Linked DNA regions of Mus musculus: all the other regions are linked to region 4. Evidence: chromatin loops called from intact Hi-C (ENCODE). Cell type or tissue: left cerebral cortex. All regions are shown on one strand. Region 1 has its middle 46 kb from the start of 4930453N24Rik. Region 2 has its middle 160 kb from the start of Pros1. Region 3 has its middle 86 kb from the start of Pros1. Region 4 holds the start of Epha3 (Eph receptor A3).

Evidence for each region. Peaks named below come from ENCODE experiments on the same cell type or tissue, not always from the same donor. Only the 100,000 strongest peaks of a DNase experiment are listed, where the experiment ranks them.
Region 1: it touches region 4 in a loop (4-fold over the local background); 21 of 42 quality-filtered maps call a loop at or near these places.
Region 2: it touches region 4 in a loop (2.2-fold over the local background); 3 of 42 quality-filtered maps call a loop at or near these places.
Region 3: it touches region 4 in a loop (5-fold over the local background); 8 of 42 quality-filtered maps call a loop at or near these places.

The regions. Positions count from the first base shown.
Region 1 is chr16:64,720,659-64,728,658 of GRCm38, forward strand. No RefSeq gene overlaps it. Among named protein-coding and RNA genes, the nearest start is that of 4930453N24Rik, 46 kb to the right of the region's middle. In left cerebral cortex, a CTCF peak has its summit at 3,281 (motif pointing left); DNase peaks (open chromatin) are centred at 1,096 and 3,264.
Region 2 is chr16:63,011,598-63,019,597 of GRCm38, forward strand. No RefSeq gene overlaps it. Among named protein-coding and RNA genes, the nearest start is that of Pros1, 160 kb to the left of the region's middle. In left cerebral cortex, CTCF peaks have their summits at 3,037 and 4,726; DNase peaks (open chromatin) are centred at 3,066 and 4,753.
Region 3 is chr16:62,935,940-62,943,939 of GRCm38, forward strand. No RefSeq gene overlaps it. Among named protein-coding and RNA genes, the nearest start is that of Pros1, 86 kb to the left of the region's middle. In left cerebral cortex, a CTCF peak has its summit at 4,857 (motif pointing right); DNase peaks (open chromatin) are centred at 1,347, 1,674, 4,868 and 5,947; H3K4me3 peaks cover 513 bases.
Region 4 is chr16:63,860,660-63,868,659 of GRCm38, forward strand. Epha3 (Eph receptor A3) reads right to left here and starts at 3,516. Exons shown (of 17, transcript NM_010140.4): 1 at 3,301-3,516. The coding sequence starts at 3,388. In left cerebral cortex, CTCF peaks have their summits at 4,886 and 5,094; DNase peaks (open chromatin) are centred at 2,762, 3,528 and 3,992; H3K4me3 peaks cover 2,538 bases; H3K27ac peaks cover 951 bases.

The DNA of each region.
Region 1 (8,000 bases), 860 kb after region 4:
CCCCACCTATGCGTATGAATATATATTGATTTTTCTAAATGTCATAAAATCTGATGGCTACTTCTTTAAAGTTACTATTGTATGCATGGGGGGGGGATGAGTTGAGGTGGGGCATCATTTTGGAGGTCAGAGGACAACTTTGAACTATCAGGTCTCTCCTTCCATCTTTTAGATGCAATGTCTCTCTTGCTTCTGCCACTGGGCTGCATGCTCAGGATAGATGCTCTATACATTTCTGAGCAATTCTCTCATGTCACCACAGAAGTGCTAGGATTGTAGATGTATACCACAACCTCAGCATTTTTATATGGGTCCTGGAGATTGAACTCAGGTCATAAAGTTCACACAGAGCATGCTTTTTCTCATTAAGCTGTCTCGACGACCCCCAGAGCTATATTTTATATATCTATAATTAAGTAAACTTATCAAAAATAAAAAGTAGAATATGAAGTCTATACAAATTTTTAAAACTTTTATTTTTTAGGAAGGTTATCTCTCTGTGTAGTCCTGGCTCACCTTCACTTACTATGTAGAACCAGTTTGGCCTCCAGCCCAGAGATCTGCAGGTCTTCTTCTTTCCAGCCCTAAGATTAAGTAAGTAATGATAGCACGGCAAGCAGGGGATTTAAACATACAGAGCCTGCTCCCTCTAGGTGAGGTCTTAGCAGGTCTCTCATCCTGCTAGGCAGAAAGGATCACTCCTTCATTTTTTGACACTCGCATGTGCTCTTAAGCATCCCTGATCAGGGCATTGAAGGTAGGAAACAAGAGAAATCCCCATTCCTCTCTCTCTCTCTCTCTCTCTCTCTCTCTCTCTCTCTCTCTCTCGCTCTCTTTCTGCCCTTCAAAGATTACCTAAGCCCTAGACCCTATTTCTTTTGAGGCAAACACCAAGCAACCAATATTCCTTATTAAAACATCTGAGCCTTGAGTGGTAAACTCTTGTCCTGTGAGTAGAGTCATGTTAACTTTGCCGTCGCTAGATTGCCCAGGCAGCAGCAGGAAAACATGCCCGTCACTATTCACAGGAGGACGTATGTAATTTGGAAGTATATTCACGCAGGCCACCAGATCTGTCTGGGAAAAGATTCAAAAGGATGCCTTTTTCCCTGAAAGCCCAGAATAGAAGCAGCATTTTATAGGAGCAAGTCACTCTGTGAAAAAGATAAAAAAGAACAGAGATGGAGAAAGCCAGCTCTGACAATGAGAGAGATGTGAGAGCAATACCTGTGTGTGCTATCCATGGCAGGGAGGGGTTGAGGAGGTTGACTAGCTGTGATAGAATGGGATGGATTATTTTAAGAACTTTGCTTCTCTCACACAGAAATCACCAGATCCAGAAGGGAGGGGCTGGTGATCCTGAGAGGGTTGGGAGCCTTGGGGAAGTCACAGTGAGAAAAGGAAACTGCAGTGACCAACACATCCCAAAACAGAAGCAAAATCTGGGACTCACCGATACACCTACAAAGGCCATATAGTCGATTCCTGTCCTATAGCCTAATCCACTATAGAAAGTTTTCTCATTAATTGGGGATGAAAACTGCAGGTCCTCCTTATAGGATGCAGGCTGTACACTGCCATAGACTTCAAATCTATGCTTCTTTTATATCTGTGTAGTAACTCTAAATACAGACCTGCACTGAAAGTAAAGAAGCTGGGAATTGGCTTGTAGGAATGCCTTACAGAAAAGAGGCTGTTCTAGATTTTCTGGGGCACGGTTGGGATGCATTCTAAGGACTAACACAAAGGTCTTTAATGTCACTTATTATTGTTCTCTATAAAAGCAAATAGCAGTTCAACCTGCCTCAGAGAAGTCTGCAGGTAGGGTAGGTAGTCTCAAGGCAATAGCAAAACACCATGCTGAGCTGAGGACTTGGTGCAGTTGATGAACTGCTTGCCCTCCAAGCATGAGGACCTGAGTTTAAGCCCCAGCATCTATGTAAAAAGCCAGTTGTCAAGCTTGTGATTCTAGTGCTAATGTGATGGAGTCAAACAGGTCCACAGGCTGAGTGACCAGACTGCCTAACCTTCTTCTTTTTTTTTTTTCAACGAAAATATAACTTTTTTATTGTATATTTTCTTTATTTACATTTCAAATGGTATCCCCTTTCCTAGTCCCCATCCCCAGAAATCCCCTATCCTATCCCTCCCTCCCCCTGCTTCTATGAGGGTGTTCCCCCACCCAACCACTCCCACCTTCCCTCCCTCAAATTCCCCTACACTGGGGATCGGGCGTTAACCCCAGAACAGCAAGAGACTCTGACTCCAAAGAAATGTGGATGACTCTTGAAGAGCATCACCAAGAGTTGTCCTCTGATCTTCTATTTACACATCACACACGAGAGAGAGACAGAGAGAGACAGAGAGAGACAGAGAGAGAAGAGAAGAGAGGAGAAGAGAAGAGAAGAGAGGAGAGGAGAGGAGAGGAGAGGAGAGGAGAGGAGAGGAGAGGAGAGGAGAGGAGAGGAGAGGAGAGGAGAGGAGAGGAGAGGAGAGGAGAGGAGAGGAGAGGAGAAGAGAAGAGAAGAGAAGAGAAGAGAAGAGAAGAGAAGAGAAGAGAAGAGAAGAGAAGAGAAGAGAAGAGAAGAGAAGAGAAGAGAAGAGAAAGAGGAAGAGAGAGAGAGAACCCTAATGTCTTTCCATATCTCTCTCTTCCCACTGGCCAAAAATGACTGCTGTAGTTCTAGGGGATGGTGTATCCTGGTATTCAAAGACAGAAAAGGTCAGGGTTCATTCCTTTTTGCTTTTTATGACCGATGTAACAATCTCCCTGAAACTGCCTGGACCAGTTTAGAACTACATAAATCATAAAGTAGGTTCAATATAGAATATTTAACATGGGATATACTAACTATAATAAAAATAGTCATAAGATACAGATAAGCAAAGGAAGCCAGATGTGGTTGGAAAGACTTTTTTCCAGAGACAGAATAGCAAATATTTGTGTTTAAGTCCCCTCTGAGCCATACTGATTTGGAGTTTATGGGAAAAGCTAGTTCCACACTTGCTGATCCATTGCCAGGCAAAGGCACTCAGGTGTATGGGTGGTCAGTAGAAGCGGCTAACAGCAGAAGCCGCTCTGTGCAATTCCACCACCACCCTGTCCCTGCCACACAGGCAGCTGTCCAGGCCAGGGCTGCACAGGCCAAGGCAGATCCTGTTCTGGGCTTGTGGCTAAGACAGGTTCCACCTCCTGTCTCCACAGTCACCCTGCAGATCCGCAGTTCTGGCTGCCCTAGCCAGAAGCCTCCTTCTCCAGCAGTGACTTTCTAGTGCCCTCTACTGAGCAGTTTTAACATCAACCTCATTGTCAAGAACTGTTTGCAGGAACTCTGGCTTGATCCTTGATCATAGAAGCAACCCAGAGCCAGAGGAGTTTCTCTCATTTAGCATTGGCCAGAGTATGATATACACATGCTTATGGCAATAACAAGTGTATCCTAGGTACACACCCAAAGGAATATGCCAGCATACTGTAGAGATGCTGGCACACCCATGTTTATAGCAACACCATTTACAATAGCCAAAACATACAACCCACCCTAGAGTCCCATAAATTAGCAGATAATGAAACACAGACACACACACACACACACACACACAGTCGAGTTCTATTTCAGCCAGAAAAAGCTATAAGGTGCCATAAGGAAAATGGATGTCAAGAGAGATCTTTGTGCTATCTGACATAACCCACACTTAGAAACACAAAACACGTTTTCTCAGCCCTGAAGACATGTACCTGCATGCCTGCATTGGATGGCCTCATCTTCATCTGCACTTCTCTGATTTCTTCACAGGATAAATTCACATTTTCATACACACACAGACACACACACATCATACCATATCCCCTATGCAAAGTGAGTTTCATCAGCAGTGTATTTGATAGGAAGGATGCAGAGCATCAGAAATGTCATTCTGGAAAGCAAGCCTGTTTAATATGAGACATTTGAAGACATTATTTGGTGAGTAGTTTCCTTGCCCATATAAGAAGTAGACGTTTAGAAACTAGACATCATGCTCTTTGTATAATTTCATTTAAAGATGTTTTAATTTCATGTATACTGTCTTTCACATAGACAGTGTCAACCTCATATTTTTTTAAAAAAATATTTCTTCTTCTCCTGCTGATGACTTATTTCCTGCCAACTCAGTCAGTCGTCCCCTCTAACATATAATACTTCTCCTGCTGGAGTCACCCATTCAGAGAATGCCACAAAGTGTCCCGCCGAGAGTCATATTTTTAGGTCACATGTGACAAAGCTTTGGTAGCAGTCCAGTGCTCTTTCCTTGAAGGCTGACGTGGGGCAAGCGTGCTGAGGAATATCTGAGAGCTCGATGCTTCAATTGTATCTGGGTGTGGAATGTAATGGAACTCAGAGGCTGTACACTGGAGCACATGAGAAGTGTTAAGGAATCCTAAAATTGACCCAGATCAGTGTGTCAACTATCCTGCCATGGCAGAGGGTGAGGGTTAGACTTAGGCTAGGTCTGAAAGGAGATATTTGCTGTTTATCTCTCTCGGCAGCCACATCCCTTGCCTCTGGTGTGCACACCTTCTCTAGTGTTCCTCGTGTGGAAAGTCCCTCCAGGTTCCTTTTTTCTCCTTCCAAACAAAGACTCCACTCAATCTCTGCTTACTCAGATGCTGAAAAGACCCCAAACACATGTGTGTGACAAAGATAGAAAGATCCTAAAAGCACAAGGCCCCCTGGAGCCCAACTGCTTTGACTGGCCATTCTCTGTGTTAGCGGTACAACCTTGACAGTATTACTTAATTTCACTATGCTTCCATTTTCTTTCCTGGGAAATGCAGATAAAATAATTGTACAAACCTGTTCTGGTTAAATTATACAAAACACATGAAGCCTTTATATAGTATAATGACTGAAGCAGAGGAATTTTACCTGATATGGGAAATACAACAGTTTTCATGTTGGAATAAAGAACAATGTTTTTGTGATACAAAAACCAAACAAACAAACAAACAAAAAACTCTTAAAGAGGCCATAAATTTGAAGGGATAGCAGGGAAGGGTATTTGGGAGTGTTTGGAAGAAAGAAAGGGACGAAAGAAACATTGCCATTATATTATACTTTCAAAGAATAAAATTTTAAAATGTTTTTAATAATTTGAATGTAAATAGTTGATAATATAAAAATCTTTACTAATTTCGACTGGCAAATCAAATAGACAACAAAGCAATTGAAATGCTGGCTTGTATATTAAGCAAATTTTGTTTGGTACAGTCATGTACAGGATAGCAGCATTTTCCAAATTGATGTATGCAAATGATCCTATAGGATTATGCTGGAGCTGCAAACTGTCACCATGCATGTAACCCCTGCATCATGACACACCAAATTCCTTGCATGCTGGTGGTGATGCTGGCATATACAAGCTCGCTCTGCTGTAGGTTGCACAAGAGTGTTGTGTTACAGCTGCTTGCAGTACATAAAACATGCTATAACTGTGTTACTAGTTCATGTGCTTACAGTTCCATGCTTCTATCAATATTTAGGGAAATATCCCCTTTACTTATGAACAACACTTCTATAAGATGTCATGTTATGCCACAACCACAAACATTTCGTGTTTACTTTCTTTTACTGGCATTTTCTCTCATTCTGAGTTTAATTTTGCACTGTTTTGTTTGCGACCGTTGTAGGAGCTATAGGAGATAGTATACATGTATACAACCCTATGGCCTCAGTGGCCTCAGACACTTTGACATCAGAGTCTGTGTAATGGTTACTCTGTTATGGCTTGAATATGAAATGTCCCCCCACGGGCTCATGTGCTGAAAATGGGCCTCAGCTGGTGACACTACTTGAACACCACAAGGTAATACCCAGTGGGAAGAAGTAAGGCACTGAAAGACTCAGTTTAAAGAGTATGCTACAACTAAAGTCTATCCTCACACTCTCCTTCTTTCCCACCATAAAATAAGCCTCTGCCATATGGTGCCCACCACCCTTGCCCCTCTTGCCACTTAGTTGAATCAGGGACCATGGAATGAAACTTCTGAATCATGAGCAGAAACAACTAACTTCTCTCTATGTCTTGTCTCCTTTGGTACTTGGTCACAGCTATTTAAAGGAACTAATACATTCTATGATGGTCACGCAGTGATAACAGCTGGCCCATCATGAATTTTCAGATGTCCCTGTCACTATGCTACTTGTGGCGTAGTTGTGTGTCTGGTTTTAAGCATGCATACTTGACATTTTTAAGGGAAAGCAAATTGTTGACTTTTGTGAATCTTAAATGAACAACTACTGTGCATGAGGTTATTCTTAGGTACCTTTGGGAAAAGGCCCTGATAACATGGACATAGAAGAGCCATCTGTCTGTTTATCATGCTGTGGATCAGAGTATATTGGTGTCTCAATGCTCGAGTAACTGAGGCTTCAGTAGGTTCAAGATGGCCGTGCAACTCAAAGGGGCTGTGTGTCCTAACTTCATCTTAGCCTCTCAGCCAGGTTTCTTCCTTCTTCCCCCACACTGATTCTCCTGAGGCTTCAGTGATTACAACAGATTTAACTCAGTCTGTCCCCTAAATGGGGACAGCTGTCCAGGTGTACCTCTCCATATAGTAGCCAAGGGTTTGTGAAAGTGTGACCTTTTCCATCCTTCTCCATTCTCAGATGTTTGCCCAATGATTCAGACTCTCGGAGCCTATGCCAAGCAGACCAGGTAGAAGCCAAAGGACTTTTATGGCTCATGCTCAGAAACCCCAAGCATAACTTCTGCCACATTCTATTGACTGGCAATTCACTGAGGCCAATCCAGAATCGATGGGAGAACATCGAAAAGCCACATCTCAGTGGAAGAAGGAGAAAACCATTTGGATCCTTTAATCTACCTCCAAAATCAGCAAGGTGACTTTAGATGTCTTCCAAGTTATTGCCCTTGACCTTCTTCTAAGAAGACAGTCTTCTCCCCAGACTGTCTGTAATTGTTCCTTAATGACCTTTCCTTTTGATTTAGGGCTCATTAGTGCACTAAAATCCTTCTTTAAAAAAAAAAGAGGAGGAGGAAGAAGAAGAATGTTTCTGTGCTGAAAAATACAATGGGAAAGATTCTCTTTTTTTTTTTTTTTCTCCTTTCTATGAGTTGTTTTAGGAAGCTGAACATCTTTGTAAAACTTCCTCTACTTAGGCCTCCCTCCAGATTTCCTGTCTCCCCGGAAGTTTCTTCATAGTCTTCTTTACATCCTTCTTTTCTTCTATTCATGTCATTCCTTTTGGTCATTACCACCATTCCCCACCCCACAACCATGCCAATTGTGACTTCTTCCTGAACACATACACACTTGCAGTCGCTTTATTTCTATGGCTACTCAGCTAGTCAAATCCAGAAAAGAATCTGATTTCCTGAAGAGGGGTCCTACTTGTTCACCAATGCCCATTGCCATTCAAACCTGTTCTTTAAAGTGCACCCCTGTGGTCTGAATGAGAAATGGCCCCACAGGCTCCTGTATCTTAACACTTGGCTGCTGATTAGTGGCACTGTTTGGGGAGTTTATGGAACCCTTAAGAGATGCAGGCTTGATGGAGGAAATATCACTGAAGAATGGGCTGAGAGTTTATTCTCTCTCTCTCTCTCTCTCTCTCTCTCTCTCTCTCTCTCTCTCTCTCTCTCTCCACCCCTCTGTGTGTGTGTATCTATCTCTCTTCCTCTTTCTCTCCTTCCTTCCCTCCCTCTCTCATATCCCCCTGTGCCACTTCTTGTGAGGAAATGAAACATAACCATGCAGTCTTCTATTTCTGCTGTCATTCTAAGTCATAAGGGACTCTATTCCTCTGGAAGGATAAGCTGAAATAAAATTTTTCTTTCCTAGATACCTTCTGGTCATGGTGTTGTAACCCAATAAAAGAAAAGTAATTAACACAGTCCTGAATAATAATTTGAAGAGAATAAATGTTAAGAGAGTGATTTTTTCCCTGTTCTAAAAATAACATTTAATCCTACCAAGCTTCGCTCTCCATCCCAGGCCT
Region 2 (8,000 bases), 850 kb before region 4:
TCATGGGGCCTGGCGTCAGAGATGAACTGGGACAAGCATGGTTTGCCTAATAAACTTCTCTGTCAGGATCTCAAGGCAAGTTAGTTGAAATTCCATGGCAGTTCTTTTGCCTGAGAGAATCAAACTTTCTTAGCTCTTACAGCATTGAAATGACAGTGGACGTCTTCTGGATAGAGAATGAGCAGGCTTATGCCTGTAGCCTGACTTGTGTAGGAAAAACTACCGGACAGAAAAAGAATTATTTAAAATATCGGATTTTTCTACATTAGTTCTTCTTTGCCTTATGGAAATGAAGCAGATGTAAGGAAGTCTTGAATGCTTTCAGAAAGTGAGGTTTTATTTATCTACCTCTGGGTAGATAGTTTAAATTCCCAAACTTTTAACTGTAGGGGGAATACATTTGTTCTTCACTTTATAGAGCATTGTAGGAGAAAGGGCAGGCAAGACCTGTTACAAATAATATCCCCCAGTGACTGAGTCACCCACATGCTGAAATACTCTAACTGGAGAGTGCAACGGTACCTGAGAGATTTATTTATGGTCTAGTGGATATTAAACTTAAGCCCTCTTGTTCGTTCTCTAGTGTGAATTAGAGAACATTTTTCCTTTGTTCCATCTGGGTCTGGTGTGATAGATCATCAACATGGCTTTCCTATGAGGCAAGAACATATTTACATTCAGCAAGGCGATTAGAGGATTTCTGTGGGACCTGCAATTATGACATCAGGAGGAAGTCCTTCTTTGTTTGCCTTGCAATTCTTCCCTCTTGCTCTTACTGCATGTTTGAAGCTTTTACTTTTGTGCCGATTTGTGCGTTTGTCTGGTTTTCCTGTGACTACCATTCTGCTGATGGATGTTGTAATCTGTGGCATTTTTGTAAGTGAATTAAAGGCTCATAGACAAAGATTTGGACGGTGAGAATTAAATGCCTCAGAGCAGAGACTATTAAAAAAACACAGCTAAAGTTGCTGAAGAGCAGAAAGTATGAGGAAAGAGGTATCTTGGATGAACCAGCATGACTGATATTACCCAATTTCCAAGGCAGAAGGTAACTTGTTGAGATCCATATCTTGTGCGCTTGCTTTTTTAGCTCAGGAAAAGGGGTTGTTCGCAATTCTTTGGGAAAATTTAAAATATGTACACACATGCACCGCATGTAGAGTGAGAGTCATATTATATATAAAAATTGTATACCCCAAATAATATATATATATATATATATATATACACATATATACATACATACATATATGTACACACACACACACACACATATATATATACATACATATATATATATACATATATATATATATATATATATATATACACATACATACATATATATATATGTATATGAGACAGAACCCATACTTGAGACTTGGGTAATAATGAACCTGAGATCACAGAGGCTAGGGCAGCTATTTTCTTCATGGACATTTCAAATGCTATCCTGAAAGTCCCTTGTACCCTCCTCCCACCCTGCTCCCCAACCCACCCACTCCTGCTTCCTGGCCCTGCCGTTCCCCTGTACTGGGGCATATGATCTTCGCAAGACCAAGGGGGCCTCTCTTCCCAATGATGGCCGATTAGGCCATCTTCTGATACATATGCAGCTAGAGACACGAGCTCTGGGGTTACTGGTTAGTTCATATTGTTGTTCCACCTATAGGGTTACAGACCCCTTCAGCTCCTTGGGTATTTTCTCTAGCTCCTCCATTGGGGGCCCTGTGTTCCATTAGGTAATTTTCTATGCTGGGTTAGCAACAGCTTTTAGAAGTTATGAGTTAAGGACTGGGTTCTAGAAAGTGAATTTTATAGAACTCTTTCAAGACAGGTCTTGGAGTCTAGAAACGGCATGCTCATGCGCTATTGTTCTCCTTGTGAGTTAGTTATCAGGGATGTGAGTTTTATATCCTTTACTATTGACACAGCCTGCAGTGAAGGATACAAACAGATTAATTTTCTGTATATGTTATGATGGGCCTCATCATATTTTCCCATTCGTATGACAACAGCAATAATCATTTTAAAAATAGATCGGCACACCCAAGAATGAATTCACTCAAGAATTCAGCATGAATGTGTTGAGTGGCTATCATTTCCTCCTAGGGGACTCCTGTACTTCTCTGCTAGAGAGGGGAGAAAAACAGAAGATGTGGATAATTCTCTCCGACAAGCAAAGAGGTAAGGATATGTAACGGGCAATGATGTTATCAATTTCCTTCCCGGAAGTCAAGAAAAAAATGTAAAAAACAGCATTTGGTAAAAAGTAAAAGGTCACATGAGACCTCTCCCTTGGACACCATGGGTGAGTTTTGCTTTCCAGCTCCACAGTTGTATCTTTTACTGTAAGCATTAGCACAGGGAGGATAGGCCATTTGTCTTGGTCTTGCTATTTACAAAATTATTATTTTCTGTGTCTCATGCTTTTCTAACCATAAATATGATTTTGACTTTTACACAAACTTGTTATTTTACAGTAAAAAGCTATCACTGTATATAATACAACAATAACAAATTCACTATTTATTATAAAAAAAAGATGGTCTCTTATAATCAATGGCCAGATTATTTTGTGGCTTGTCAAATTTGCTGAAATAAAAACTGAAAATGAAAAAGAGTATGCTTGGAATCACACATGAAGATTTATAAATTACTGAACTATGTATAAAGATTTTTTTTCCAAAAATTTAAACTTTAATTACAAAATGTGCATCTTATACCCCACTGAAACTCTGTATTATATAAAGATTTTTTTTAAGATATGGTTTTAGATTCTCAGATTGGTACGAACAATAGGAGCATCCTAGGATTATTATATATCTGGTCCTGCAGAGGAGAGCGTCTCCTTGGTTTTATCCTTGTTAATTCCTTATAAGTCATTATAAGTTTACTAGGCTACAGTTTCAGACAATCTTAGAGACAAACTGTGTTTTCCCTTGAAGGTCCTTGTTTAGAAAAACGTGTGGCATTGCAGATTGAAGAAAGTAATTACTTCTTCAAATGCAGTTTCCTGACTGCTGGCCTTTCAGTAACTAGTTTGTACCGCTAGGGGTCAGTTTACATGAACAAATGCCCGTGTACAACATTTATGTGTCCAGTTTTAGCGCAGTGTTATTTCATTGTCTGCATCGCTTTTCTCCTGAATGGAGGACAGGAGCATCCCACCCAACACTTGCACTGAAACTTACAGCCTTCACAGCATTCCACAGCTCGAATGCTCAAACAACGTTCTTTTTCCTTCCTTCCTTCCTTCCTTCCTTCCTTCCTTCCTTCCTTCCTTCCTTCTTTCCTTCCTTCCTTCCTTCCCTCCCTCCCTCCCTCCTTCCTCTCTCTCTTTCCTCTTCCCCCTCCTCCTCCTCCTCCTCCTCTTCATCGTTGTCCTCCTCCTCCTCCTTCAGTCCATTCCTTTACACCTCAAATGATATCCCACTTCCCGTTTACCCCCTCCACCAACCCGCCATCCCATGTTATCGTACTTCCTGGTTACCCCTCTGACAGCCCCACCCCCATCTCACATCTGCCCTCCCCCCCCCTTTTGCCTGTATGAGAGTGCTCCCCCAACCACCCACCCTCTCCTGCCCCACCCTCCAGCATCTCACTACGCTGGGCATCAAACTTCCCAGGGACCAAGGGACTCCCCTTCTGTTGACAGGGCATTTTCCTAAGGAGTCTGTGTATCCAGTGTTCTTTCCTCATAGATGCCTTGTTTTTCTCTATCTGAGGTGACCTCAGAGCCTCTATTGAAAGCTAGAGAATAAGTGACAGCAACAATGAAACAATGAATTAAGCTATCCTCCACATTCTGAGCATATGCCCAGAAGATGACAATTACTCACCGGGTGTCTGGATTTGTGGTATACCTGGCAGAAAGGATGGCTTTAGGAGATGCTATTATAAGTAGAAAGACTTACCAATGAAGATAGTTCCTATTATTTTATTTCCTGCCTCCCCTGCTTCTTGGGAGAAGAATTAAAGAATTAAAGTTTGTCTTCTCCACTGAATCCTTCCTCGCTTCTTAGAAGGGATTACATTTTATCTACTCAGGTTTTCAGTATTTAGAACAGCACTTTGCGCACAGATGGCAACAATTATATTTTCTTGATTTAGATAAATTCAACTCAGTGAGCACTGATACACTAGAAGGACCTATATCATAACGACTTTTACTGGTGGAGAAAAATGACATGTTCATGAAAATACAATGTCCAAAGACCAATGACCTCCCCTTAATCATTTATTATAAAAGGAAGATACTGTACATGATATTCAAGTAAATATGGTAGTTTAGAGCTTTTATTAACTCTACAATTATTCTGATGCTTCCTGATTGTTTAGCACAAATCAGAGAAAGAAAGGAAGGATAGACTTAGAAACCATGCATAGTTCTCAAATAAATATATTTTGGATTTGTTGTTCTCCATGTTAAACTTAATGCCATATTTTCCACAATAAACTTAACAAGACACATTTCTATGTTCATGTATATGAACCACTGTGTTTTGCAGACATACTCTTTAGTGGAATTACCACCGAAGTTTGTTGCAAAGGTGATGGATTTAATTATTATAGTAAATTATATGTGATATATGTGAATTGCTATATACATTAATTATATGTGATATATGTGAATTTATATACATAAATGATGTATAATTAGTATATATTTGCTATACACTGTAGTATGCTGAGATCAAAGGTGAGGTTCACTTTTTGAACACTTGGAGGCGCTGTGTAGCTGTCACAGCCAAGTCAGCCCCCACAGGCTCCACACAGCTTCCTGGACTCCTGAAGAAATAACAGGCTTATCTCTTTCTCCCATTAACTGGCATTGATCCATTTGCCATTGGCACTTATTAAGTGACCAAGGAGGAATGGTACTATGGTAAATTAGGAAAAACAGCAAAAATATGTTATCTATGTAGCTAGCCACACATCTTTTCTCCCAAGCATTTTAGATGTTCTTTATGATTTATTAATTCCAACAATCTGATAAATTAGTCATCAAAACTTGGCTCTCCTGCTAGAAATCCTTATTATAGACACCCACCCTTTTACCTTATACTGTTTATTGCACTGGCACTGGTCTGGATATAATACATCCTTGTTAGCCCCTTGGTTTGTTGTTATTTCATCTTGACTGAACTATTTTCTTGTCATTGTCCTTACCCCGAATCATTCTCTGCTCACTGTCCTATAATGCTTGTACAATAATGAAGTGTTTGTCATTAATTAGTTTTATTTCCTCTTCACTTGGTCTAACAGTATAAAGGCCTTATTTCATCACGTCCAAATGAGTGGGCAGTTATCAATTAACAGTCTCTCTTGAGGGTATGGACTCTAATCTGAATGGTGCCCATGAAAGGCATGTGACATTTAAACAGATCCAATCTTGGGAAAAGCACCTAATTTGTAAGAGGTAACTCTGAAGTCTCACAGATTTTTACCAATAATAAGAAGAGTGCAGTTCCTGTCACCTTTCTTTCTCCACTATTAGAGCACACTTAAGTAGATGCTCTAGTAGGTGCTATGTGTTGAAGAAGAGCAAAGATTTGAAGTTAGTATAGCTGTGTGGCAGGGAACATTTGAAACATAGTAGCTGATTAAATACCTGAAGGTCCTGGCAGTGGTAGAAACTTGACACCTACTCGCCTAATGGATCCTTAAGACAGCAGTGACATGCCACAAGTGGACAAGGCCAGAGAAAATTATGTGACTGACTCAATGAGCTCATTCACAACAGCAAAGCAAATTTTGTGTTTGACTTTGGAATGTCAAGACTCTCCCATCCCATTCTCACTGGGGAAGCAGCAATGTGCTGCAGGTAGATCTGTATTGTTTTCGTCCTTTTTCCATTTTCCAATCTTCCGTTCTCCACATTTGTGTTAGGGAACACTGCTAATTCAGTAAGTGACTCTCTTATTCTCCTTCTCTCGAACGGAGAGCAGAGGGGAAGAATATTCAAATGTGTCTTGTCAATAATAAGGAAATTTTACACCAAAGAGGAAAACCTGCACAAAGAAAAATGGGAAAACTCCTAAGGAGCTCGTTGACTTATTAAAACAAAACAAAACAAAAATATTCGTATTGCTATTACTCAAGTCACATCCAGGGAACAATTCTGTGCAGAACTTAGTGTCGGTGTTACCGTGCATTCTGAGTCTCAGCATTTGCAGTTACTGGACTCAGCAATTCTCCCTGACCATGCTAATATTTTGACACAAGTCTACATTCTGCCAGAGGGTCTCAATCTTATGCAAACCCAAAGGCTTATCATTTCATCCAAAGATTCCCCCCTTTCTCTAATGGCAACCGCCAGCTCATAAGAAGCCTCAGGGTGATTGAATTTCCATACTTGATTAGTACGAAGAGAGCAGAGAGCTCCAAGGCTTATTCTGACTTCTATTTTCTTTCTTTTTTTAAAAAATTGTTCTCCAGAATAAATTTCTGCCAGGATAGTAGCCCTAAATGCTGAATTTGTGTGATAAATTAGAGGCCTGTGAGCATGAATTAATGACAGGAAAAGCTGCCTTTAAATTAATTAAAACAAATTCGCATATTTATACATTCTAATCATTGACTAAGCAGAAATGGGTTCCAGGTAGAAGTCTCTTCTGTTTTTGTTCTCCTTGTTCTTTCCCCACATTCCTTTCTCCAAACCCACAGTTAGAGACCGCTGCTAATTCAGGGAGTGACTCTTTATTCCCATAACTGAGAATCAACCCTTATTCCCATAACCACATAAAGACTTCTGTTACTGTTAACGCCAATAGATTTTTTTAGTCCCATTAAGGGAAATGGATCCCACCCCCACCCCCACCCCCACCCCCTGCCACAACCGTTGCAGAGTGAAAAGCTGGACCTTCACAGGTAATAAAGACCAGGTAACATGACTCAGTGAAGGTAGCAGTTGATTTATGATAAGAATTAATTTGCCCCAAAGAGTTTCCATCTTAGCCTTTTCTTTTATGGAAGCAGTTCTGGAAGCAAACGTGATGCTTGATTTAAGACTTCGGGTTTTATTATATAGAGGGCTGACTTGGACATCCTGAATACCCACTTTGTAGTTAAGCACAATGTTAAGATGACAGAAGGAAATCGGCTACAATCTCTAAACCAACAACAGACAAAGGTCAATACTCTGCACTCAAATATGTCACTCTATGACTCGTCAGAGGCAGGCGTTCCTTTCCACCCCTCATGCTTGCAGTATAATTGGGGAAAAAAAATTCAATAGTTACATAACTTAATGCTTCAGAGATATTCACATAGATTTTTAAATAATCTCCTTCTTTTGGAGAGAAAGACTATAAATAAATAGTCATAGGTTGGTTCACAAATAAGTCCATGAAACTTATTTTTTAAAATGAATTTTCACCTAAGTGTACAAAGATCAAAGTTTTCTAGTTTTCTATTAGAATTGGTAGCAAATTTTTAGTCACCTTTTCAATATTGTGAGTAATCTTTACGTGTATAAAATGTAAACTGTTTTTTAAGCCTACATATTTCATAAATTGAATTCATTAAATTTGGATAAATATACAACTTTCTTCTATTTAGAATGAATGAAAGAGAAACCTACAGTCTTTTTGTAGTGCCTTGAATGAGAACTAATATATATATATATACTATATTATATATACATATGTGTGTGTTGCTTTTAAATTTTAATTTATTAATTTTTATTTAATTTAATACATTTATTCATTTTAATTTAATTATTTAATATATTTTAAATTTATTATGAAAAGAAATAATTTGAAAAATTGCTTTTTAAAAATTTTATGGACTTACTTTACATCCTCATCATAGCTTCTGCTCCTTCCTCTTCTCCCAGTCTCTCCCTCTCACCTTACCGCCCTACCATCTTTCTGTCCTCCCTTTCTTCTCAGAGAAAGGAAGTCTTCCTATGGATATCAACCCACCTTGGCATGTCAAGTTGCAGTGGCTTTAGTTGCATCTTCTTCTATTGTGGCTACGTAAGGCAGCCTGGTTAG
Region 3 (8,000 bases), 920 kb before region 4:
CCAGCTAGATTACCAACACTTAAAGTTGGGTAAATATATTCCCTTATTCTTTTGGGATCTCTACCTATCTCTGGACTATCTCTTTGTGTGCTGAAATACTGATGACGTCAAGGAAAACCTTGGCACATCAGAAATGTGATGTGCAAGCAGAGATTGGAGGAGAAACAAGGAATAAAGTAAATAGGAATGAGACGTGAATTTTTGTAGATGCTTTTTTTGCTTGCTGAGAAAAAACGTCGCTACCATTTTTTTTTCAAGAAGAGTATCTTAATAATGAAATCTTTTTGGGTATTTACAGTAGAGCATTACCCAGAGGGAAGAGGAGGCATGGACATCATCTGTGATTGTCTTCTCTCTTCAAAAAAAGAAGAATGAGTTATCCTTGCTTACGACCACAACCAGAAGGTTTAAGAGGGAAACACACAGGACACTAAAGAGATATCACCCAGCCAGAAAGATATCGACCTGCAAACATGCATCACGTTTTTTCTTTTCTTTCTTGGAGTTTTGCATCTTGGGCAAAACAGATGACTCATATTCCCGTCGAACATCCCACACCCACAAATCATACCAGCGCTGTCTCAAAGGGAGTCCTCGACTCATGTCAGCCCGGACCTGTCATTGTTTTCAAAGACTCTTTCATGTTTCATCATAACTCTGACATTCCCCGGAATAACTGGAGTGAACTCTACTCTCTACCCGGTCACAAAGGAAAATAATCAAAACTATTTACATTTAACAGACCTATTTTCTTCTCTCTGACTTAAAAGCCGTGGCTTAACTCCGTATTTCTGTACATTTTATATTTTTTCTTGTAGTCCTGATCTTTCTCCCTGCTGCCTTTAAAAATAAACTCATACTTCAGCCTTAATTTTGTTTCATGCTTGTAAATCAGACAGAACCAAAACACATGCTCATATTCTTTGAAGATCACTACCTTTTTTCATCTTTGTCTAACATCTCATTCTGACCTTGACTGTGTGACTCACCCTCTCATTTTTTCTCAGGACTCAGTTTTTATGAGTAAAATTCATATGGCAGAAAATATTGATATTTAAGGTCATTCTATGGTGCTTAGTGTACATATGTGTCAAGTCGTGAGTCTAAGCTGGTGACCTGGCTTCTGATGAGATGGCTGTCCAGACCTCTCTGTCTCTGTCTCTGTCTCTCTCTGTCTCTCTCTCTGTCTCCCCCCCCCCCACCCCTCTCTCTCTGTTCTGCTCTGCTCTGCTCTGCTCTAGACAGCTTTTTCTTGCTATCTAAAAACTCTCTGGTCGAGACAGCTCTCTCTGCTAGCAAAAATTCTAAAAGCTCTCTGGATAGCTCACGGGTTTTTTGGACCAAAGTCAGAAAAGCTACTATAAAAAATTTCTAGATCTTCTGAGCAAGTCAGAAATCCCGTTCTCGAAAAAATTCTAAAAATAATTCTTGGGTTTTCCGATCAACATCAGAAAGCAAGAAAAAAAATTTTAAAAGAGCAGTGTTAGCTCTTCAGACAGCCTTCTCTACGTAGCTGCTAGAAGACACTCTAGAAGAGCTGGGTCTGCTCTTTAAGTTATTCTTGGGATTTTCTGAGCAAGAAATCCTGTTAGAAACAATTCTAAGGGAAATACGAAAAATTCGAAAAGAGCTGTTTCTGCTCTCCATGGATTTTCTTACTAAAATCAGAAACATGTTAGAAAAATATTCTTGAAGAGCTGTTTTTGCTCTTCTGAGATCTCCAGACAGCTCAGCTCTCGCTAGAGAAAATTCTAAAGAGGAACTAACTGCTGTCACTTTTGCTAGCTCATTTTATCCAAGCCCAAAGCCTCGCTGCTTTTTATTTACATATGAATTCAGTTATTTATTCCAGGTTCCCTTTTGTTTATCCTCATGAATCTTGTGACCTCCAACCCGATTCTTAGTAGACTACAAGCACATATTTTCTTTTTATCATTGCAAAGAATTCAGAGATCTGCCTGCCAGTTAAACACAGATAAGAAGCTAGTTGGGTGGGACCCAGTCCTGATATCACTATTTCTACCACACCTGGATCTAACCTTGCTCTGTCCCAGGCTGACCTTGAACTCAGAAATCCACCTGCATTGGTATTGGTAACTGCCTCTCTGTGTATCTTTCTGACAAGCAGGCTTATTGTATAGCTTCCTCTGTTCCTTTAGACTAGTGAAGCCCCTCATATAATGCTCAGTTTTTGCATAGTTGAAAAGTTATACATTTTTAAATCCATGTTTTTAGCGTTCTTTTCCACAGCTGTAAGGGCTGTCCTGAAGGTCCCAGGGTTTACCATTTTCCCAAGACTTTAGCTCCACCTTTGCCTCCTGGGCTCTTGCTGTCTCTGATTATCATGGGGTCATTAACGTTAACAGGGAGGACATTCCTTAAAGGAAGAATGTAAAATATTATACAAACAAGCCTTATGCCCACAGCAGCCTCAATGCTCATTCATGGAGGCCCACATTGGCTATCCCTGTCCCAGGGGCCACAACTATGTCATTTTGTTTCCAGCAAGGCCATGCCAGACCCGGCAACATATGAATACACATTATGCTGTTGGCCATTTGCTAGGTTGTGGAACTTGCAGAGCACAGCAGTTGTGAACCCCCAAACATGTCCTGCTCTGTGATTACATTGGCTCAGATGCTTCATGCCCCGTCAGGCAAGCTGGTGACAGGGACTCTCAAAACAGAAAGACGTATTTAGTCAATCAAGTTTGAGATAATTCATTACAGGGCCCATAGGAAATGAGAATAAGGCCCATGTCCTTTCATTACAAAGGCAGAAAATACAAACATTCTCTTTTAAGTTGGTCGCAATTTTAAAAATGTGTCGTCTCGATTTCTGTATGTAATCTCATTGTATATTTTCACTATCACAAAGCAGCTGTAAGCATATAACAAAAACCTCTTGCTGAAGCCATCTCAGGAGAGTTTCTCTACTTAATGCCTCCAGTCCCTCTCTTCCTTAAGCAACAGACATGTCTACCAGATTGCCCACTCATCCAGCTTAGATAACCCAGAGCCAGATCCTTGAACCGTCATACCCCGCGTCCTCCACAAGGATGGTAGATTCAGGGCACTTTCGTTTTGGAGGCCTATGCTACCTCTGCCACAGCATCCATGGGGACTAAATTAGAGTGTTTTGCAACTGATAGGCAATTAACGTGCGGCCTGCTTTTCATTGTATCCTTACCACCCTTCATCGCGAAGTCATATGAACTAAATTCTGTCTACTGGCTGAATGTGTTTTGTTTCCCACAATAAACAAACACGACGAAACTAACCATGTGCACTTCATCTTTAGCCGCAGCCCTCCACCTGCGAGCAATACATTTTTTTTCTTTCTTTAGTGAAACAGATCTACTTACTAGATGGTATTTGTTCCTTCCATTTCTTCTTATACTCAGATAAGAATTTCTACCCAAGATCAATGAGACTCATGTTCGTATATGTGACAGTTTATAAGACTATACACGCTTTGGAAGATCGCTGTATTAAACGAGCTGTACTATGAGAGAAGCTTTGAGAGAAGAGATTTATGCTTCGGTTTTTGTTCACGCTGATTTTATATCTGCTGAGAATCTTACATCTCTTATCTAAGGAAAAAAGAAACCTGTGATTGATCTTCAAGAAGGAAAAGAAAAAAAGTGAGTTCGGGTTTTGACCTTTGGAGTTCACTCACACTTTCAGATTTTACGTTAGTTATAAACCAGTTGTTAAAAATAACATTTTGAAACAATATGTAAAAGGATTGAAATATTAGAGTTAAAATGAAGACTCTTCTCTCTTTTTCATCAGCTAAAACCTAAGTTACCTCATTTTATCGGGCACCTTTTTGGATGAGGGATGTCAGTAACAGAACTTCACTACCGCATATGCAGCCTTATTGGGATCAATGGGAGGAGAGGCCCTTGGTCCTGAGAAGGCTCCATGCCCCAGGGTAGGGAAACGGTAGGGCGGAGAGGTGGGAGTGGGTGGGTAGGTGGGGGAACACCCTTATAGAAGCAGGGGGAGGGGGATGAGATAGGGGATTTCTGGAGGGGAAACAAGGAAAGGGGATAGACAACATTTACAAGTAAATAAAGTAGCCAATGAAAAAGACCAAAATGTTTTCCTTTAGGGAAACAAAACTTAAGCTTTCATAAATTAAAACTTCTTCATTGAAATCCACAGTCATCCCATTATCAAACTGAATCTTGGATTTCTCAGCTTTGACCTTAGAATACAGACTTTGACTTGTGACTTTGATTTAGATAAATCTATTTATATAAGTTTATTCTGATCAGGATTTGTGTGAGTCCAAGTCTGGGGGAATTTTTAAACCTTTGACTGAAGGAAGCTGGGCAAACATTTGTGTGCTTTTGGGAAGATATTCCCAAAGATATTTTGGGAAGATCTAGGTAATCCCTAGTTAATGTTGTTCCCTTCGGCCCACTCCTGACAAAGGCATTTATTTATCTTTTCCTTTCATGAATCAGATTCTGGTTTTCGATACAGGCATCATGGTTTATGGAGCAGTGGATTGGTTGTAATTGTGACTTTGAAAGTGAATTTTAGGAATAATGCAACTTTGAACAACTGAGAGACCTCTTGTACAAGCTACTCAGAATATTAAACAGCCCTAGCACGCGAAATGCTATTCTCTCCCTGTGATCTTATCAGGTCAACCAACTTGTCTCTGATTTGAAACACTCACTTTGATCTTGTTTATACAGAAGTACTTCGGCTTACATCTATGGGATCAGAATAGTACAGGTAACCTGTTTTTCTCGGTTCGTTTCTATGGTTTCTGACATGAGAAGAGAACAAAACAAAACAAGAAACCACGAGGTTTATGGGACTGGTTGTAGCATGTTTGGCCACCACTAGGGGGCGGTACACGAATGTCGTATAAGTGAAAGTAGCACGTAAGTTTCAACAATGTAAATTATGCGCTTGAACTGCGAATGCATTCTCCTACTTCACAGAACATTTTTCATACTAAAGTATTGTGAATTTATGCCCATCCTACTGAGAATTACTCCACCGTAGAGCGCTAAAAGCAGGCACGTGTTAAAGGGGTCTGGTTCTCTTTTTAAAGTAAAGCATGATCAAACATTTATATTTCAATATAAAAGAAACTATATTAACTCTTCAATTATGAAAATTCTTGTAATTTCATCACTTCCTTTCTACGAAAAGTCTTTTTTTTCCTGTAGAATTAATTCAGGACACCCAGAAAAGTATCACACTGAATTATAAGTGACTTAGTAAGACACTGACATTTCAGGGCAGGTAGAAAAATAGCATTGTTTTTCTTTTTTTAAAGGGGGAAAATTTGAAGTCAATATTTGTATCAACCAAGTGAGAACAAAATCAATAAATAGGAGCATAAATATTTTAAAACATAAACGAGGAAACAGAAAGTAAATAAGATGTGTTTCATTATTTATATGAGCGCTAACTCTCATATTTGTTCCTAAAGTACAGGCACAAAATAGGAAATCATTCGACTTACTCATGCATTTTTAATGAATACATTATTTCCATTGTTGTATTTTCAAGCACTGTATTACCTGTGAATAGTTTAAGAAATATTTTAGTTTATGCAGCATACAGTAGGGAAGTTCGCAGGCCTTGGGTTCATTTAATTTGAAAATGTTTCTGTTAGTTCACTGGTTTCTTCCGGATAACATAAATTCTGATTTTGATTTCCAATCTATATGCAGTACTTTTCACTTCCTTGTTAGTGCTGTTGATTTTAAACAGACCTGAACAGCATTCTTTGTCATTCATCATTTGGCCCTCCATGAACTCCCATGTTTTCTGAGTTTCACTGGGAGTGGGGAGGGGGTAGGTATACACGGTCATTGGTACAGATTTCTTTAAGTCTTGCAAATATCTTCTGGACATGCAAAACACGCAGAAAGCCGCTGGTTGTCTGGTCGATGCTTCTGAGAACAGACAGTCATTGATCTGTTTCCCTTTGCTTGGCCGCACAGACGTCACCATATGCATAGCCACAGTGGGTGTCTGTTCAGAGAACGTGAAATCTTGTCTGCTGTGATTTCATCTTTGGCTGAGTCTGGTGTCTGTCGTTTTCTCCACTCCCCTCTGTCACTTGTGTGGACAGGGCATCAACGCCACGGAGATTGGGCTCAGAACAAGTTGTGCTTTTCCATTCTCAGCCTTCCCTCCTCAGCCCTCCTTCCCTAGGCATTCTTCCCCAATTTTTTTTTTTTTTCATCTTTTTCTTAATATTTGAATGGAAGGTTTTCCAGGACAGATGAGAATGAGAAAAAGTCAATAGGGAAATGAGCTATTGTCAAATTGCAGCCTCAAGGGACACCATAATGACAGCAATCTGAAGTGATTTGGGCTAGATTGCATGGTTATTACAGGCACATGTAAATCGTATGTAAATAAACTTGCGGCCTGCTTACATATTGATCTTGGAAGTCACAACTGACTTCTTCAACGCTGCTCATTCTGGCTATCCTGAACTTTCTCTTCAGCATGAAAGATTGCCTGTCTTAACAATAACAACATTTCAGGTCAATTGCTTTCGATCCAGAGTTGAGGTAAGCATATGTGGGCTGTTGCCTCTTCATCTTGCCCTCTTTGGCTGTTTGGCCATGATAATTACACGCTGTAATGAGTCTGAATATTCTCTGAGTTCTAATTCAGACAGGAGGCGTGCTGCCACAGTGACTATGTGTTCTTACGGAGCTAGCTCCATTTCCTCTTCCTTAGGACTGGATAATGGCGTTTCCTTTCTGGCTGCATTAGAGTAGTATATTTGAGATTATATTTCATTAGTTTTATTGCTGCTTGTTAAGGTTTTATTATCCTCTCTGTTTTATATTCCAGACTGGCAAACACTTGCCAGCAGTGCTAAGTGACTTGATATATATGAATCATAACTTTGTGACTGAAGAGTACACCGTCGGCAAATAGAGGGAGGCAGGCATCGGAAGTGATATTTTATAATGGCATTAAGCACATGCATTCACGGAACAGCTCCTGTGCAGAGAGGAGCAACTCTATTTCAAATGTTCTTCCATCCTGCTTGGAGTCTGCAGCGTTTTTCACAAGTGGCCCATAATGTGCTTTAAATAAGAATTCATTCTTTCTGAGTCATTATCATTTATTGCATGTAATTGTTTTCTATCATGCAGCAACTGTACAGCTCTTTCTGTAAAGCAGTCTAGCAATAGGGAAAAACTGGAACTCCTTCACGTTCTTAGGCTGATGTTTCTTCACTCGGCTGAATGAGAAGTTGAGTGGGTTTAATGGCCAGTTACGGTTACGTAATTGGAGTGCTTCCAGACAGATCAATCACAAAGCACTGCTTCTCACAGAGTTAGGACTCCAAGTCTAACAAGTTAAGGGGGTTTCTTGATGTATAAACGGAAGTGGAAAATACGTACCATCTGAGATATTTATAGTGGTTATTGAAACAAATACAAGAATCATTACAGAGTCATGATTCAAAAAAAAAAAAGGCTACCTGAAATTTGAGGTCTTTTTAAAGTTTTACTTGCAAAATTGTTTTTGCAGGCCCAACAGTTGGGAGAAGGAACTTGTAGAGCCCACCTCCAGCAGAAAGACAGGGCATCAAGTGGAGGGATGGGGTTGCCATCCCACAGTCAAAAACTCTGACCCAGAATTGTTCCTATCTGAAAGAACTTCAGGGACAAAATGGAGAGGAGACTGAGGGGAAGGAGTTCCAGTGACAGACCCAAATTGGCATCCAGCTCAAGGGGACACTCTAAGGCCTGACACTATTGCTGGTGCTGTGGTGTGCTTACAGATGGGAGCCTAGCATGGCTGCCCTCCAAGAAGCCCAACAAGCAGCTGAAAGAGTCAGATGCAGATACTTGCACTCAGCTAATGGACAGAAGTTGGGGACCCCTGTGGGTGAATTAGGAAAAGGCTGGAAGAAGCTGAGGAGGAATGTTACCCCATTGGAAGACCAGCAGTCTCAACTAACTTGGACTCCTGAGGTCTCTCAGACAATGAGCC
Region 4 (8,000 bases):
AGTATTTAGGTATGGGGACTGAATTTTACTGAACTGTATTAAAAAAAAAAACTCTCATTTTCAGTGTAAATAATGCAAAGGATAGGTGTGAATACAATTTGTGGAAACTGTTCGATGGAATATGTTGCATATAATATTGAATAAGCAGTCCATTTTGCTTCAGACAGCTACAAGTATTTAGTATGTATAGAGAGTACTTCATGCAGTTGTAAAGTTGGGTGAGCTAAGGAAGGTTGATCACTTCCCTCTGTATCAAGCTTTAACATCTTTCAAAAGTTACTGTTTGCCATGATCTGAGTCCCTGCAAGGAAGAATGGGCCTAAGGCTGTCCCACACAGAACTGAGCCTAAGGCTGTCCCACACAGAACTGAGCCTAAGGCTGTCCCACACAGAACTGTCCAGTACTAATTTTACTTTGAGAAGTAACTAATTTCTCAGTAGAATTTTCTTCTCGTGCCACGTGAGTGGAAAGAACTGATCATTGTTAACAAATTCTTTACTACCTTCTGCGTGGGTCTTCAGGCAAGGTTTTAAGGCATCCTCGGAATCATACAGCTCTATATTATCCACAAGACCATGGAGGCAAAGTAGCAGTTGGAGTCACTTTATCAAAATCACATTAGAAAGTCACATAATTAACTGATGAACTGGGACATTCACGCAAACTCTTAAGTTATTTTTCTTTACTTTGGACTCCTGGAATTTCAATAGTTTTATTTAGCCATCTCATTTTTTTTTTTTTTTTTTTTGTTAAAACTCCCATAAAGATGAGTTTCTTAGCAATCAGCTCAATGGCCTGGTTTTGTTCATCCAACTTTGTCATGTCTATCCCATGATAGATAGGAGAATATATGTTAGTAAATATGTTGCTGCAGGTTTTCTGTAGTTTTAAAGCACGTTAGGCATCACATTTCAAGTATAATTTATTTTCTTATATATAAGGAGCTCTTTATATAGCTTCCTATATAGCCTCTTCCTATATAGCTTTAGGTTTCAAACTACTGATGAAACAAGAAAGCAGCATTAACTGGTTGACTTTATCTTAGCTATATAGGAAAGCTACGTTATCTGGTTCTCTTTATCTTAACTCTATCTATGAGTCCAGCTTACTGCATGGAAATTGTGGCACAGATCAGAAATTTTCACTTCCCATATGACTCAACTCAACTGCTTAGGGCCAAGATATTTGATAAATATTTAAAGTCTCATTGAAGTGTTATCTAACTTAAACTAATCATTTTAACTTTTGTTTTATCCTTGTAAAGAGAGCGAGACAGCCATATGATAGTGTCTGAAAAGACCAATCCTGTGAACAATAGATACATAAAACTTTCAGCTAAGCCAATTAAATACTATATTAGTTTTATAAGTATTTTTACCATTATAGCTCTATGGTATTAATACATGACTATTTACATACACTATTCAATTATACATATATAAAGTGGTTTAATGGTAATTAAGATTTAATTATACTTATTACATTAAATTAATAGGCATTGCTTTTATATGAGTATGAATAAAACTAAGGTCATTATTATTATTATTTGCAATTTAAAGTGAGGTTAAGTTGACCATAAACGTAAGTTCATCTCTATCCTACACATCACTAATTCAGTGAGATCATTGTCTGGGTAGTCCGTACACATTCTATTTGGAAAAAGACAACTCAGCAAAAATAAATAAATAAATAAAAGTGCCAGTTATATTATTTTCTAGTTATTGTTAGTATTTTAATATATTGAGAAAAATATTTTAAAAGAATTTAACATACTGCTGTGTTACTCATGCGCAGATGACCACTCAGGATGACCTTTCTTTCAAGAATGGCTGATGATTATTTTTAAGTGAACATTTTAATTTGTATTACTAAATAAGTGATTTGTGGAAAAAATCAGTTTTCCCATCTTCATGATGAAAAGAAAAACAAACAAACAAACAAACAAAAAACCACTACTTCTCTACTGAAAAGCAAACAAAAAATAATAAAACCAGTCAGACTGATAAAGGCAGCCAAGGCACTAAGGAAAGAAAATTAAACTGTCCCATTAGCGTGAAAGTGGGTCACCAAACATGGGAAGCGGTCTTTGTGCTAATGGGTTTACATACATTTTTCTTTCACATGGGCATAAGCATAATGTCTACAACATTGGCTCTACAAAACGTTTTTAAGTGAGTGTTGTACAGCTACTGTGCTCCCTGCACTTCAGCTGTCCTCTATTGTTAACTTGCTCGATACAATTCTCAATGTTCAAAATCATTAAGAGGAAATTAAAGTTGTAAGTGTTGCTGCAAGGCAATCAATTATTCAGAGAAGTTGTCTTAAGAGTTTGTATTCACAAATCATTAAAACTAGATAATGAAAAGTCTGAAAAAAATATCATGAGTCTGCTCAGTATCCACGAAAACAAATATTCTCAATATTAGGTTTACACTTTGATCCATTGAGAATGCAAGGATGCCCGTTACACTGACAATAATTAATCCAGCATCAAGGAAATGCCGTTAGCTTTCCATGAGTGTTCTTTCTAATTTGCTAGTCTGTTATTTACTGTATCTACCCAGGAGCTAATTATCAATCAATCATTAAATGCATCCTTCTATGTGTATGAAAGGCCTTTTTACAAAAGAACCCAACTTAAGCTCACTGTATATCCCTTGAACCATCACTGCTGTTAATAATGTGGCATGCATATGCTACCCATGAGAACCTGTATCGCTGAGCACAGCATCGCCCGGCGGGATCCACAGCACTTCAATAAGGCGGTTGTAACATAAACACATGCACACACGCGCGCACTCAAACACCTCGGGTCCAACGAGCCCCCTTCTCTCCAGTCCATTCATAAGTGCCAAAGGGTGTAAGCAGGAGCAACCTGTCATTATCTTTAAAACACACCGCGGGGATCTCAAGAGAGGCTAGCCTTTTCTTTGAAACTTCTCAAAGAACCACATGGTCATAATTAGAAAATAAAATACTGCCTTGGCTATTTGGCAATTAACAGTCTGGGTTGTTAAAAAAAGAAAAAAAGAAAAAAAGAAACCGAAGGTTTTCTTTCTTTCTGGTTCAAATTGGTAAATGTGGTAATCACTTGAATCGCTCGCTATCAGATTAAAAACAGATTTATTATTATTTTTAAAGGTTTCTACAATCCCAAGACATCCCCCAAAAGTGTTTTGGGATTGCTACTGGGCAAACAATCTTTTCGCTGCCACTGCTTTCTGGGCATCTCAGGGAACAGCGCCGTCCGGGGGCTGTGGGCTCCGCTCCGGCGGGAGCGGCGCGGTTACCTGGCTTACCTTCGTTGGAAGGCTGTGGGCTCAGTTCTCCGGAGCAGCTGAGGACGCAGCAGCCGAGCAGGACGAGGATGGAGAGGTGACAATCCATGTTGCTGGTGCACCGGGCAGTGAGAGGAGCATATCTCCGCGAAGCATACCACTGATGTGAGGGGGAGCGCTCTGATTGCTGGAGAAGTTACCATGCTCCGCTCGCAGTCTGATGTCAAGTTTGACACTGGAGATAAGGAGGAGTCTGGCTGCCTTTCTGCGAACCCCGCTCGGGGACTTCTCTGGGTCCTAGTGCCGTCGCCAGCGGGCGCTGAAGAAGAGCAGGGCAGCCCCATGGCTGGCAGCCAGCTCCGTTCCACGGAGCTGCGGAAGAACGCAGAGGGGTGGAGGTCGAGAGTGTTGCTGGTGGGGTAGGAAAGCCAGAAGATGTGCTGGGACAGCGACAGCGACGGAGAGTCTTGGGAGCCATTCCGTTTTCACGGGAAGGCAGCTATTTGTTTGCTATACTTGATCAGTTGCCTATTTCTGAAAGATCCCTATTAGAGGTACTGTGAGTTGAAACTAATGTTCAAAAAAGTAGTATTGTTTTTAAAAGTGGAAGACGTTCATTCAATTATTGTAGAACGACAAAGACCATTGCAATTAATCCGTTTACTGTGTTCTGTGTGTTCACAGTCCTCTTAGTGATTCAACAAGATAAAAGTAGACTGCTCAGTCTACCACATGGTATTGGGGCTGTTAAAGGCATTTGATACAGCAATCTCAGCTGAAACAGAGAGGTCACAGTCAGGTTCTGAACACTGGCAAATAGCCGTTGCCCTCCCAGGACAGGAACAATCCTAGCCAAAGCCATAGCTTCAGACTACCACTCATTCCATCGGATGGTTGCTGGATTTGCAATATAAATCGAAAGTCCTGAACAAGGAATGCTCCTGCCTACAACTAGCTAGCACTAGAACTTTCCTGTTTTGTGAGACTCGGAGATTAACTCATAGCTCCCTGTTCTGCCTTCCAGCTGCCACTAATCTGGGACTATTTGAAGGCTGCTCTTTTAACGCTGAAAAATCCAGTATTTCCTAGAGAACAATGTCCTTGGACTTGCTAAATTACTTTGCATGATGGTTACAAACGGTCTCATGCTGAACAACCTCACTGCAACCTACTTCAGCCATGTAATTTATCCAATTTCTACTTTAAGATCTCTTTTGAATTATCTTTGAAATAGGTCCCAGAAAATGATTCCTCACCAACCCTCTCAACCACCCATCCATCTCAGCCTATCCTGAAAAGGAGCAAGATGACTTCCTTACACGGCTTCAAAACGGAAAATTAGGTTGACAACGTTAACGCCAGTGATCAGTGTTAGAGCCCTGAGAAGGGAGACGGAGTAGGTTTTTAAGGGTCCTGATAATAAGATGTGTATTTCACAAGCACTCCACTTTCTATGACCCTGGAATTTAGGCTAATGGCTTCTGATACTCTTTGTTGACTGTTTGGTAAAGATGGGTTGGGTTGAAGAAGCCAGATGGAAGAGACTGATTCTGTTCACACTTCCTCGAGAGACTTGTCTCCCTAACTCCTTCTCACATTAGGCCACCAGAGGCTGTAGAGCCCACCAGTGCTAAATCTGACTCCATTGAAAATAAGGTTTGTTGACCAGAAAATGGAGAGAGTGGGGATTGCCTCATAATGTTTGCAGTTCCACAACAGTTACATTGCTTCATAGCTGGATATGATTTTTTTTTTTTACTGAGAGTTTGAAAGAAATGACATTTATTTCAGATTGCAATTTAAAAGCATTTGGAAAGGTCATGATGGTATGCTGGTCTTTATGAACGTATTACTTCCTTTCCTCTCACTATCCCATTATTTCTCTTTCACATCTAACATCTAACAACCACCTGGGATGGTGAAAAGGTTGTTCATGTTTGAACAATGTTACAAGTATGCAGAAATGGAGTTTAAAGCAATGCCTGAGCTAGGCACACTATGTAAGCTATCTAGGATGTCTCAGTTGTAGACTCCTTAATCCAAAAAGACAGCAGAAAAAGAGAGGTCCCAAAGCTGAGAGTGTAGCCCAGTTGGTAGAGTGCTTGCATGAGGACCTGAGTTCTACACCCAGTATTACATAGGCAGGGTGTGTAACACAGCGTTTGGAGGATGGAGGAAGAAAAACTTCTCATTACACACTGAATTATATGACATCCTGGGCTACATGAAATCCTGCCTCTAAAATAAAAAGAAGGAATGAATAAGTAAAAGGAAGGAAAGAAAGAAAAAGAAAGGAAGAAGGGAAGGAGGGACGGAAGAGGGGGGGAAGGAAGGAAGGAAGGAAGGAAGGAAGGAAGGAAGGAAGGAAGAAAAAAGAAGTTGCAAAGATTTATAATCTCAGGATTATTTTAGATAGATGTGAAAAGAAATTCAGGTCAACAGACAGACTAGCAAGTAAGATTGGAAGTACAGACATGATTGCAATGGATTCTTGTCCTCCCCAAAAAGTGGTGTTGAAATATAAGGAGAGGTAAACATTTAACAGTTCAAGAGTTCAGAAGACACTGTTAGTAGACAGAAGGAGCATAAACAAAATTAGAGTGATGTCCAATAGAGGGGAAATACTTTTAAAACCCCAACATGCATGCAACACAGTGTATTTTTGTCAGGAAGAGAGATAGCATCAGAGGACAGGAGGAAAGCCAGAGTTGATGGTGGCTGTTGGGGAAATATTCTCCATGGGGTAGACTGAAAATGGCATAGAATTTCCTTGCCACAAGTCAATGTGTTCGTAACCTATTCTAGGCTAAAGAGAGCAAACCCAAAAGCAGAGGAATAAATGGATTCTGTCTGAGGTTTAGGAAATTATTATCATCCCAGGATAAACCAGGGCTGTGTCACATGGTGTGGAAGGGCTGACAATCCTCATTGAAAGGGACACTGTAACCCAGACATTTTTGACTGAACCCACTGCTGAGTGAGGAAAAAGTCCAATACAGAACAGTTACATCGGAAGTCATTTATAAAGTAAAGCTGAGGACAGGTTAGGACTAGGAGCTAACCGAAAGAATGAGGACCTAGATGGGGAAGAAACTACATTTTGTTTTTTCAAGAATAGCAGAGTTAGCCACCCAACTTAGCAGTTAGAGGAACATTCCTGAAAGAGATAGCAGTGGAACTATATCCAGGAAAGGCAGCAATGGTGGGTATCATTGAAATGTGCGTCAGAAATAGAGTGACCATGAACAACCAGCTTCCTGGAGGAAACAGACTTCTGTTATTAGAGCAGAGATGCTGAGCTGATGTCAGATTAGCAGAGAAGAGAGAGGACATCATGGACGGATCCTGGTGTCGATTCTAAGAATGCTAGGGACCTAGGACTGTGGGGGTGATTTGGACTATAGAAGTCTTAATCTGCACTTTAAAAACAGGAAGAATGTTACTTTAAAAAATAGCCATAGTGAGAGGAGGTAATACCCCAGCACTCCTGTGGTTGACATAGCTGTCACTGTAGGTCACCTGTAGAGCTCCTCATTCAAGCCAGTCTACATGCAGTTGGACTGTCTGCTCTCTTTTGGTGAGATTTTGACCCCAATATATGCTATCATTTAGGGATAGTGTAAATGTTATATGATGGTTAAGATGTTATCCTTATGTCTGACATATTAAAAAGTTTTAGTACACTTTATAAAAAAAAAACAACAAATCACTAGCCAACGTGCAGTCTAGATTGTATGATCCTGAGCAGCAATAGAATTTTAAGCCACACCAACATAAGTGAGAAAAAAAAAAGCTGGCAAAACTTCACAATAGTTTTATTTTAAGACATGGAAGATCCTGGTGTCTATGTAGCCTTTTAAATTCTTATGTGAACACAAAAAAAAATGATTTGAGGAGAGAAAATGGTGGAGACCATTATGTTAAGTCTAGTAGGAATAACCCAAGATCAAGTCAAGGGAAATGAACTATCAGGGGACAGAGACCTTAGGTGGGTTGTTGTCTTAGCAATTATGCGTTTCCAAAGATAGCCAGGTATATACATGGAAGGAAAGGTTAGTCAGGAAGACCAGTTGGCTGAAGAAAAAGCTGTAGCACATACCGATCTTTAACATCTCTTGGCAGAAATGGGAACACGGAGCTAGGAGAGATGAACTCATTAGAAAACTATTGAAAGTTTTCACAGGCAAGCAAGTTCCTGATAAATGAGTGAGCACTGGCTGTGGAAAATTCTATGATAAACCCTTGCCTCTGCCCTGCACTCTGCAACTGTGGCCAATGTCACAGCTGTCCTCTGATTACTGGCCTCCTCTTCTCAGGATATCTGAAGAATGATTCTGAGTACGGTGACTCCGATTGGCCGAGGACTCATAGCCTAACAGATGGACAGTTGAGAAATTCTGGGTTGGTTGCATTCTGATTCCAGGGCTGGTACTGCTTTTTTACTTGTCTTGACACTTGTAACATTGTACAGACACACATCTCATCTCTTTTCATGTTTTAACGATCTTAAATATTTCATTTGCTCTTAGAGTTCGCACAAACACAGAGACACAGACATGCACATACATGTGCACACACACATTCACACACATAAAAACACATATGCAAACACACACACACAGACTCACACAGGTGCACACACACATAGACACACAGGTGCACACACACACAAACAAACATGCACACAAGTATTGTGGACTACAATATTATATTCAGCCATC